2 separate regions of the Homo sapiens genome follow, and region 2 is linked to region 1. The links are chromatin loops, found by intact Hi-C in ENCODE. Cell type or tissue: OCI-LY7. All regions are shown on one strand. Links, peaks and the distances in the headings refer to the core of each region. The heading gives the core; the rest is flanking DNA.

What was found. Peaks named below come from ENCODE experiments on the same cell type or tissue, not always from the same donor. Only the 100,000 strongest peaks of a DNase experiment are listed, where the experiment ranks them.
Region 2: it touches region 1 in a loop (14-fold over the local background); 74 of 110 quality-filtered maps call a loop at or near these places.

The regions. Positions count from the first base shown.
Region 1 is chr10:127,851,415-127,856,790 of GRCh38, forward strand. No RefSeq gene overlaps it. Among named protein-coding and RNA genes, the nearest start is that of CLRN3, 39 kb to the right of the region's middle. RefSeq lists a silencer at 2,676-2,755. In OCI-LY7, for the core only: CTCF peaks have their summits at 2,762 (motif pointing left) and 2,963; DNase peaks (open chromatin) are centred at 1,507, 2,577, 3,207 and 3,827; H3K4me3 peaks cover 2,257 bases; H3K27ac peaks cover 2,582 bases.
Region 2 is chr10:127,712,952-127,718,327 of GRCh38, forward strand. No RefSeq gene overlaps it. Among named protein-coding and RNA genes, the nearest start is that of FOXI2, 22 kb to the right of the region's middle. In OCI-LY7, for the core only: CTCF peaks have their summits at 3,024 (motif pointing right) and 3,223; a DNase peak (open chromatin) is centred at 3,030.

The DNA of each region.
Region 1 (5,376 bases), core at 233-5,232:
GAGGATGCTTCATGGGGACAAGAGGTGCCAGTAGAGGGGAGAGGCTGTGGTTTTAGGGAAGAGGACAAGAGGAGGGAGGTCAGAGAGATTGGGGTTGGCCTGGAGTTCTAGGGACCGCTCGTCTTTTCAAGACTTTTCTGACTAGACCTTCTGGAGAACTTTTTATAATTTCCACTTAGAGTTTTTCCAGAGGAGGAACAAGAGGCTTTGATGGGGACATCCAAGAACTGGTGTGACCTGGGGGATGGCGCTGTGCCTGGCAGAAGCTGTGCCCCAGGGGAAGGAGGCAGGCCCTAGTCCCCAGACTCCCCTCTTCTGCAGCTAGAAGGAGGATGGCAGGGCCAGGCAGGACACAGAGAAGAGCCAGCAGGGCCCATCCCCTCTAGGTGAGCGGGATCTCCGGGCCCCCAGGAAATGGGAGCATCCAAAGCAGCATTGACCACAAGGGGCAGGGAGGAGAGGCTGGAAAGGAGGTCTGTGCATAACGCCTCCGATTCCTGGTAGAACCTCACAACAGCTCGTTGACGGCGGGTCGGTGAGCATTTAAAGAGCAGCAGATTCTCATTCAGAGGCAGTGTGGTTCCATGGAAAGCAAAGCATTTCAGTGATGCGTGCTTAATTCAATCAGCTTACTTTACGCAAAAAGGATCCAGTGCCAGGAGTCCCCGGCCTGTCATGAAGGGTGGGGACAACGGTGTCCAAGAGCCACAAATAAAATGCCAAGGGAATGCTGTGACGGGGGCCCTGGAGGGCTTTGTGGAGGAGGTTGAAAGATTCTCAGAGCCTTCAACAATGCTCTGTGGAAGAATTTGGGAGGTTACATTGAAATGGTAGGTGGGCGAGGCTGGGGGAAAAAGGGAAGATTTCCAACACTTTGGATCTACAAGGACACAACAGGTTTTGTTTTTTTAAATGGCTGTGGCTAAAATCAGCTTCCTGGTAGCATCATAAATGGGGATGGAAACCCTCATAAGCCTGGTGTCAGTGGTGGTGGCACCTTGGTGAGCAGGTGACCAAATGGCCTGAGTGGTGACGTTAATCTACCTGTTCACTGGCTGTTGCCAAAGCGAGGCCTATTGGGACAGGTTTGCATTTCTTCTTGGCTTCTAAGACCAGGTTATGACAGACATCCTACAATGCAGGAGGAGCTGGACAGGAGGACAACATCACACCTGGCCCTGCCATCCTCCATCTCCAGAAGCCATGGTCCAGCAGGGAGATGCACGACTCATGGTCTTCCACGCTGAGTGGAAAAGCCATGGCAACGCGGGCACTGCCAGGGGTTTCAGGGTGCTCTGCATCTGTTTCTTAAATAAGACTGTCTTGTTAATCCTGAACATTCCAGCTGCTTTTGTCACAGTGTCCCCGGACAAGAGGGAGCCTGAGAGAGACTTAGAGATCAGGAGAAGCAAACCGGCCCACAAGTGTGATGGATGCTGTGTCAGAGTGTCTAGGATCCAGGAGCCCCGCTCTCCCCTTAGAGACGGATGCAGTTCCGTGCACACAGGCCCTCTTTCCTGTGTAGGGGAGGGGCATGCTGTCTGCACATGGCATGCTCCCTCCTGCCCAGGGAAGCCAACTGCCATATTAGCAAAGATGGTTTGAAAATGAACAAGAATCCCAACTTAAAATATATATATATATGCAGTCATTCCTTGGTATCCGAGGGGGATTGGTTCCAAGACCCCCATGGTAACAAAATCTGCAGATGCTCAAGTCCCTGATATAAAATAGTGTCGTATTTGCATAGAACTTACACAATCCTCTTGTGTACTTTAAATCATCTCTAGATTACTTATATATATCTAATACAATGCAAATGCCAAGTAAATGGTTGTTATACTGTCTTTTTAGAATTGGTATTATTTTTCATTGTTGTATTGTGATTTTTATTGTTTTTTAAAGTATTTTTTATCCTGGCAGGGTGCAGTGGCTTACGCCTATAATCCCAGCATTTTGGGAGGCTGGGTCACTAGACCCTAGGAGTTGGAGACTAGCCTGGGAGACAAAGTAAGACCCCATCTCTACAAAAAAAAAAAAAAAACGCTGGATGTGGGGTCGGGCACCAGTGACCTCAGCTACACGGGAGGCTGAGTCAGGAGGATTGCATGACCCAGAGGTCTAGGATGCAGTAAGCCGTGATCACACCACTGCACTCCAGCCTGGGTGACAGAACAAAACCCGTCAAAAAAAACAAAAAACAAAAAAAAACAAAGAAACATAAAACTGTTTTTTAATCCGAAGTTGGCTGAATCCATGGAACCCACAGGTGTGTAGAAGGACATCTCCCACAATGTTAAGTCATCACTTACCAGTGTCAGCTTCCTGATGTGGCTAAGTTTAGACACACACGCGGGCTCGCACGAAAGATCCTAATGTCGAATAAATTGGGGGGAAAAATCAGTTCAGCTAGATGGACAGATTCCTGGAAGTCTTAGTGTGCACACATGTGCTGTGCCTGTGCAGGAGGGCAGTGGGGAAGGCAGAGCCCCGTGTGAAGGGACATCTTTGACAACAAGAGCATTTCCAAAACCACCGGGGAAGTATGCATGTGCAGCAGGTGGGTTTCAGTTCCCTCCAGCGTCTCACATGCTGGAACGGTCTCTCCATCAGCTCTGACCCAGGCCCAGAGGCCTGACACTCCTGCTGAGTGCTCAGGTCCTGGTGGCACAAGCCTTCCCCAGTCCTGCAGCCTTCGGGAAGCGGCGGTGCCCAGGGCGCAGAGCTCTGGCGTTGCACTCATGGGCTTATGCTGCCCTCTAGTGCTGTGCTCTTGAAATAGCTGTGTGGCTTTGCCACTTAAAGCTGATGCGGAATCTAGGGCCTCGTGGGCCCTCTAAAGAAACTGCCTCATTGCATCAAAATCAATGCCCTGCTCTTCTAACAGACGCTCTCTAATGCCCTGTAATGAAACCCATACAGATGATCACCTATCTATGCTCCAAATCGCAAAAGATAAACATAATGTCTTAACTTTAATATAAAGTGGAAGTATAAGAACTTAAAGAAAAGTAGCTTTTATAGCATGGAACTTGTCTTGCAATGAGCTTGACCTACACTCACCAGAAGCAATTTCTTAAATACCCACTCAGAGGTGACACTGCTTCCGCTGAGAAACGCTCGTGGAAGGTCGGGCTGGCCAGCCTTGCTGTAAAGGGCCAGGTGGTGCATACGCATGGCTTTGTGGGCCATAAGCTCCCAGCCACACCTACACAGCCCTGTCATTGTGACGCAAAGGCAGCTGCAGACAGCAGCAAGTGAATGGGCATGGCCACATTCCAACAAAACATCATTTGCAAAAAGAGGCAGTTGGCTAGATTTGGCCCAGAGGTTAATGATTTGTGGATCCCTGGTCTAGAGCATCCCCTTCGGTTTACAGATTGGGAAACTGAGGCTCAGCGTAGAGGAGGGGATAGTGGTCACGACTAGGAAATTAGACCCTGAGCCAAGTCCACTGGCTCCAGCCCATCCATCCCAGCTCTTTGGCCGGAGCTCTGCGGGCTGTGACTCAGGTGGTCTCTCCTCAGGTGTACGGGGGAGGTTTGGTGACCCCAGGGATGATCCCAGGGAAAGGAAGGTCTGTGTTGGGCTTTCTCTGACAACGGCAGTTCCCTCCCATGCCCCCCGTCCTCCCCAGCTCTGATTCATTCATTCACTCAGGTCTCCACTGAGTACCAACCTGTGTCTGCCCACCCTGCAGTCATTCCTCCTGGCCAAGCAGCCTGTGCTGATCACAGCTCCCAACCCCTAGAAAATGAAAATAAAGATATGCAAATTACATCATTAGATTCAACAGGCAGACACTCGGTCAAATGGCTCTAAAAGTGTCTTGGCTCTCAGTTCCTCTTCTTGCTGCATGGTGGGATAGCAGATCCCGTGATGGGCTCCAGCACTAGCTCCAGGGCGGCCAGGCTGGCTCGTGGCCTCATGGAGGTGGGGACCAGGCAAGCTGGGGCTTGGTAAGGCTCCTGGCAACCCAGGGCCCATGGGGTGGCCGAAAGGGCTGTGCTTGTGTGTGTCCTTGTCCTCAAAGTCACTCACTGTAGCATCCCCTTGTCCCCACAGGCCCCTCTTCCCCGCAGGAACTCTCAGGATGGGCCGCCCCTGCACCACTGGGCTGAGAGGACCAGAGCCCAGGAACTGTCTGTGGTTCCAGGGTTGGGGAAGCTTCCAGTCATATGGGAGCTCATAAGGCCAGGACCCATCTCTTCAGCTAGGCTAGGAGGCCAGTCTGGTCCCAACCTCCTGGCTCCTTACACTGTCCTCATCCTGGGGGCCCAGGCTAACAACCGGAGTCAGATCCTGGAAGGAGGGTGTCTACTGGGGGTCTAGAGGCATGGAGATGGCTCCTGCAGGGGCTGGAGCTGGCTGAGGTCAAGGGTTCCCTCGGGGCCAGGGAACAAGCACCTTCTACTAGCCTCTTGGGGACCTGGAAATAGCAGACCAGGGCCCACAGACCTGGGCACTTGTCTGGCCCCCTGGATTTAGCCCCATGGTAAGTTGGGGAGGCTGAGGATTCACTTTTGTATCCTATTGCTGATGGAGCCTGTCAGACAGACACAGCAGGGATCTGTGATGGCCGCGCTCCAGAAACCCAGGAGCAGGTCTCGGGGCTCTTTGAGAGGCCCTGTGGTGAAGCCAGGCTGGGATCATGAATCAGCCGGGACAGGCAGGGAGGATCTGGGATTCTGGAGCAGGAGTAGTGGCCTAGAACAGGAGGGGGCCCAGCAAGCCCAGGTCCAGGCCCCACATTTGACAGAAGGAAGCAACGCTGCCCCCCAGGGGAGCGGCCTCCAGAATTTCAGGAAGCGTCAGTGTGTTTGTCTGCTTGGGCTGCCTTAGCAAAGGTCACAACCTGGGAGGCTCCAAGCAACAAAAGTTTACTTTGTCACAGTCACGAAGACCAGAAGTCCCAATCCAAGGCATCCGCAGGGCCATGCTCCCTCCGAAGCCTCTGGGGGTGAAGTCTTCCTTCCCCCTCGGGCCAAGCCCCGGTGCTGCTTGGCTGGAGGGGCATCGCTGCACTCTGCCTCGTCTTCACACACCTCTTCCTCCCAATGTCTGTCTTCACTCAGCACTCTCCTCTATATGCGTCTTCATGTCCAAATCTCCTTCCTCTTATGCAGACACCATCACATTGAATTGGGGGTCCACCCTACTCCAATATGATCCCATCTTAACTCGACTAATTATATCTGCAATGACCCTGTTTCCAAATAGGGTCACATTGACAGGTGCCAGGGATTGGGGCTTCACCATTCCCTTCTAGGGGATGTCATTCAGCCCACACCAGCACAGCACTCCCCAGGTTCCCCTGAGTGGGGCAGGCGTTCCCCGGCCTCAGGCTCATCTGTGGAACACAGGCCCTGGGACACA
Region 2 (5,376 bases), core at 233-5,232, 140 kb before region 1:
GCTGTCTTCTGCCGGCTGCCACCTTTGCAGGAAGAATCCCATGCACCTGCCACTGCGACAGGTGCTCCTGCCAGACCTGCAGCTTTCCACAGTCCCCTGCTACTGCCCCTAGCAGGGATCTACAGCCCTGCCTCACCAGAGGTGCCGTCAGAAAGAGAATGGCTCCCACCTTCTCCTGCCTAATGCAAGAGTCTCAAATTGGCAGAAGCTAATGGAACCCCAGCTGCTCCTGTAGGTTTGTATCCCCGCAGAACAAAAGAGCAGATACAAAGGCCTGGAAGAGCAGATGGAGAAATGTGTGCTGCAGACGATATCTGGCACAGTTTTAAATACTTGTTATTCTAAAATGTATGCAGCCCTGGTCATTGTAACCACACCGATATCTAAGGAGAAAGTGAGACTGAGTAGGCTGCACTTCATTTTAAGGGGACTTCAAAAAAATATGTGTAAGAAGAGTAAATTTTAAAAATTTTTCAGTTTTGGTAAAAGGCTAATTGAACATCATTTCTTTTTAAGAGGTGTACATATTCCTTCAGTGTCTCCTGCGGAAGAAAAAAAAACCAATATCCTTGTGTAGCACATCACAAAGTACTTTGACGCATCTCTTTTTATTCTTTATAAAGCCTTTCTGAGATATGACATGTTTCACCATTCAGAGAAACGGAGGTGCCCCAGGGCACCTGGATGGTAATTGGTGAAACGGGAACCTGAAGGCCGCCCACCTGCTCCCTGGTCAGAGCTCTTCCCATTGCTTCTCTAGGGTCTCCAGGGTGGTAAAGGTCTCAGGACACAGAAGCTGCACTGTGTAAGGGACTCTGGCCATGGCTACTAGACCTGGTCCTCACAGACCAAGAAGGGTGAGTGAGACCCACCAGCCCAGTGTGGTGCCTCGGAATGAACTGGTCAACCTTGTACCCAATGCCCCACCCACTCCATGTGCCGTGGAGATACACAGATGATTGCCATATTGTAATTAGATTGGTTTTCTTTTCTTTTCTTTTTTTCTTTTTCTTTTTCTTTTTTTGGGAGGGAGTCTTGCTCTCTCACCCAGGCTGGAGTGCAGTGGTGCAATCTTGGCTCACTGCAACCTCTGCCTCCTGGGTTCAAGTGATTCTCCCACCTCAGCCTCCCGAGTAGCTAAGATTACAGACATTCATCACCACGCCTGGCTAATTTTTGTATTTTTAGTAGAGACGGGGGTTTTGCCATGTTGGCCAGGCTGGTCTCGAACACCTGACCTCAGGTGATCCACCCACCTCAGCCTCCCAAGGTGCTGGGATTACAGGCATGAGCCACCACGCCCTGCCTAGTTTTATTTTCTTAATGCAATTCTCTAGAAATGTATAACAAACCTAGACAGATGTTGGGCATTTGGCTTTATGTCCCCAGAGCTGACATTCTGTTAGTAGCTACCTAAAGGTAGCTCCCTGGCGCTCCCTGCTGCCACCACGAAACTGGATGAGCTTAGGTTCATGATCAGTGAGACTTTATTCATTTAATATACATAACATATAACAGTTAACTTTTAATAACAATGTATTAAGCACTAACCAGATGTCAAGCAATATGCTAACCGTTTAGCACATATGAGCTTCCTCCTGTGGCTGGAGGAAGCAGGTGCTGTTATTACACGTGCGTTACACACCAGGCTAATGAGGTTCATCACTTGTAACCAAGGAAAGGGCACAGAGCAAAGAAATAGATTCAGAGCCAGGACCCCCCCAACTATCCAGAGCCCACACTTAAACACGAATTTCACCGCCACTTAGGACAACATTCGGGCTCTCATGTCCTTTTGATCCCTGCCACAAGGGATCATCTCTGAGCCAGGACAGGGGACAGGTGTCAACAATTTGTGCAGCAGCAAGATCAAGAAGACCACGTAGGCCTTCCTCATTTCTGGAGAGTCAGTAACCTTCAGACATGACAGCTGTACTTTCTTTTTGTGGTACCTAAACACAGCAAGTGCCAACGCTGGAGCAATGGTACCCTCATTAAGGTGTGTCTCATGATCTCCATCTGCATCTCTGGCAGGAAGTTGGGAGCCGGGCCCCCTGGGCCCTCCTGCATATGCTGGCCCAATTCAGCAGCAAACCCAAAGCAAGGTGGCTGGAGTCAGGAGACACTGATTCAACTAAAGCAATAAAATTAAAGTAATTCAAACATAAAACAATTTCTGAAGTCTAGTCAATACAAGGTGTGGCCAGGGTTACATCTGGGTAGCAGCAAGGAAGGGGTAGAAATGCCCCAGCAGCCAAGAGCATCCTAACAGGATGGATAGATTACCGTAACTATTTCAAAGTAAAAATCAGGACTTAGACTCCCCTATAACTGGTAAGCTACAGTGGTAAAGAGCAGGTCTCACTCTCCTTTACAAATCCGAAGCTAAGGATTAAAGGATGCCACAAGATGAAATGTGAGAGAGCTTCTCACCCAGTCTGATCATGTGCACGTGAAGTGGGTGTGGGGCTCTACTCGAGGTCACACTGGATGGAAAAGCAGGAGCCCAACCTGACCCCTGGCTCCCTGGCGCTCCCTGCTGCCACCACGAAACTGGATGAGCTTAGGTTCATGATCAGTGAGACTTTATATTCATTCCACATTCAGTATTTAAAAAAAAATCAAGGCAAAATAAAAAAAGTGTTTAACGACAACAGGTCTTTCTCTTAAAAAGAATAGTCTTACTGCAAGCTCCTGCGTATTTGCTAGCATTATGTTACAACAAATTCAGTAGATTTATCATAAAAATTGACATGTAAAATCTTAAATACAAATAAAAAATACAAGAGAAAAGTTTGAGAATAAAACAAACCTACCCTCTCTGTAGGAAATTTTTCACCCATAAAATACTAAAGGCTATGCCCTTAAAATAAATTTCACCAAAAATATCTTTATTGATGACTATGGATTCTGAACATTTCTTTAATAAGGAAGGAATGGAACTTGAGCCATCTATTACATAAAATAAACATGGGATTTTTTCCTTATCAAATGAAGCTACTTGAGGAAATAGACTCTGTCACCTTCCACTAGATGGCATTAAAGTCACATAATTAAGGACAGAAAAATTCACAGAGGAATGATCAATACACAAAACTACCATAGGGAATTCATTCTCCTTCTCACCCTCACCCCCAGATTATTGGAGTTTGCTGTTTGTTTGCTATTATGAGGACAAACCATGCTCATTATAAAAACACTTTTTTGAAAAACCAATAGAATAATTAGAGAAAAAGTGCAGTCTTATTTACCACCCTAATAACATTAGCTACATGTATGGTGCCGGGAAACGTGCAAAGTGCTTTATATGCATGGTTTCATTTAACCCGGATGGGAAATGAAGCCCTGTGAGATGATTATTATTACTGTGTTACAGATAAGAAAATTGAGGGTCCAGGTTAACTCATCCAGGATTACACAGGTAATAACTGACAGGACTAGGATTCTTGCCTGAGTCAATCTGACCCTGCAGGCTGACATCTCAAACACTTTTTCTCATCGCCAAAGTCAAGCACGCTTAGCATCTTCCCTCTCAGTCTCTGAAAGGGTCTGCTTATCTGTGGAGATACAACACAACAAAGGTTACCACGAACCTAAAAGTCCTTAGATGATCCCAATGCTTGCCATAAATTTTAACACTCGATCAACCTATATAAATTCCATCACACCTAATTATTTAACACATACGGGGAAGAATAGAAATATTGTGTAGGTAAATGACCAACTGTGTTTTCCAACTTCTTATTTCTTAGCAAATTTAAGGCTTTAAACTTAAGTGGCATGAAATGAAATGACCCTAACTATATGCCAAAACAAGAAACCACTGAGAAAAATATTTCAAGTGACTCTGTAACATAGTCCTTTGACTGTATGTCATTACTGGGATCTATTTTTTAAAGACAGGTCGGGCGCAGTGGCTCATGCCTATAATCCCAGCACTTTGGGAGGCCAAGGCACGCAGAGCGTTTGAGGTCAGGAGTTTGAGACAAGTCTGACCAACATGGTGAAACCTCATCTCCACTAAAAATACAAAAATTAGCCAGGTGTGGTGGCGCATGCCTGGCTCAGCTACTCAGGAGGCTGAGGCGGGAGAATCGCTTTAACTCAGGAGGCGGAGGTTGCAGTGAGGCGAGATGGCACCACTGCACTCCAGCCTGGGCAATAGAGTGAGACTCCATTGCAAAAAACAAAAACAAAAACAAAAACAAAAAACTACCAAGGAATCTTAAATCTCTTAAATCTCATTTAGTAGTTTGTTAATACTAACACTTATAAGGTAATTTGAAACTATACAGGTATACTGTAAGATAACACAAGAGATAATTGTGTTGATATTATTAGAAACCAAGATTTTCAGTATAAGAGAAATGAGATACAAGTAGAGGGTAAATGTAGGTTTTTTAAAGGCCTGTAAGTATTTAATTTAAACAAGAAGCATATGATTTTTAGAAATATGTTTCCTAGTTCTGTCCATTGAAAGGTCTAGAAGCAAGGTTACCCCTTCCCCAGGAAACTTAGACCGCCAGTCCCATCATTTGGTTTCTCTTACTGTTCTTTCTGAAAAGGAATCCAGGACCACTGGAGAAGTAGCCTATTTAATATCAGGGTCAGGGACTGTACAAAGCGAGACTGGGCCAGCTCGTGTCAGAAAAGAAGGAAACATCTAGAGACTAGTAGAGCCACGTCCAAAGGACACGAGAGCCAGTCCCCGGGGACTCCACATGACCCAATTTGTGATGATATAAGCATCACAAAAATAATAATAATTTATTGAAACATTGAACATATTAAAATGTTTAAGTCTATGCTGATACTCAAAAGAAGAGAAATCCCATACAGCAAAACAAAAAGTTGTGACCAATGAAGATGACTGTTTCACCAAATACATTACTCTAAAAACCAGTCAATAAAAGAAAAGAATTAAGCAATTATTTTGCCTTTTTAATAGGAATTGTATTTCAGTGAAACCAAATAAGTTCAGTTGAGATGATAGAAAGCTCGTTTTTACAGAAAAATGCCAGTTAGTGAATGTTAAACTAATGAAAGAACTAGAAAATTTCAATTTTGCAACTCCCAGTTCCTACGTGAACAATTGATTCAGGTAGAGGTCATTAATGGAAAACAAAAGCAATAGCAATTCTTATCGGGAATTACCTGTGGAACTGGATTTTCACAATGTATCCAGGCATCACTCCATGGACTAGTGGCTGATGACCTTTGCAATGAAGAGATCAGCTGTCATTCCCTAACCCAATGATCAAACCCCATGTCAGGAATAGTAGACGCGCCTGACATTATGTGCCTTCTATTGTGATGAGGTAAATAATTTAACCTGAATCTAAACACAGCTTTAGACCTGTTAAAGAAAAATAAAAA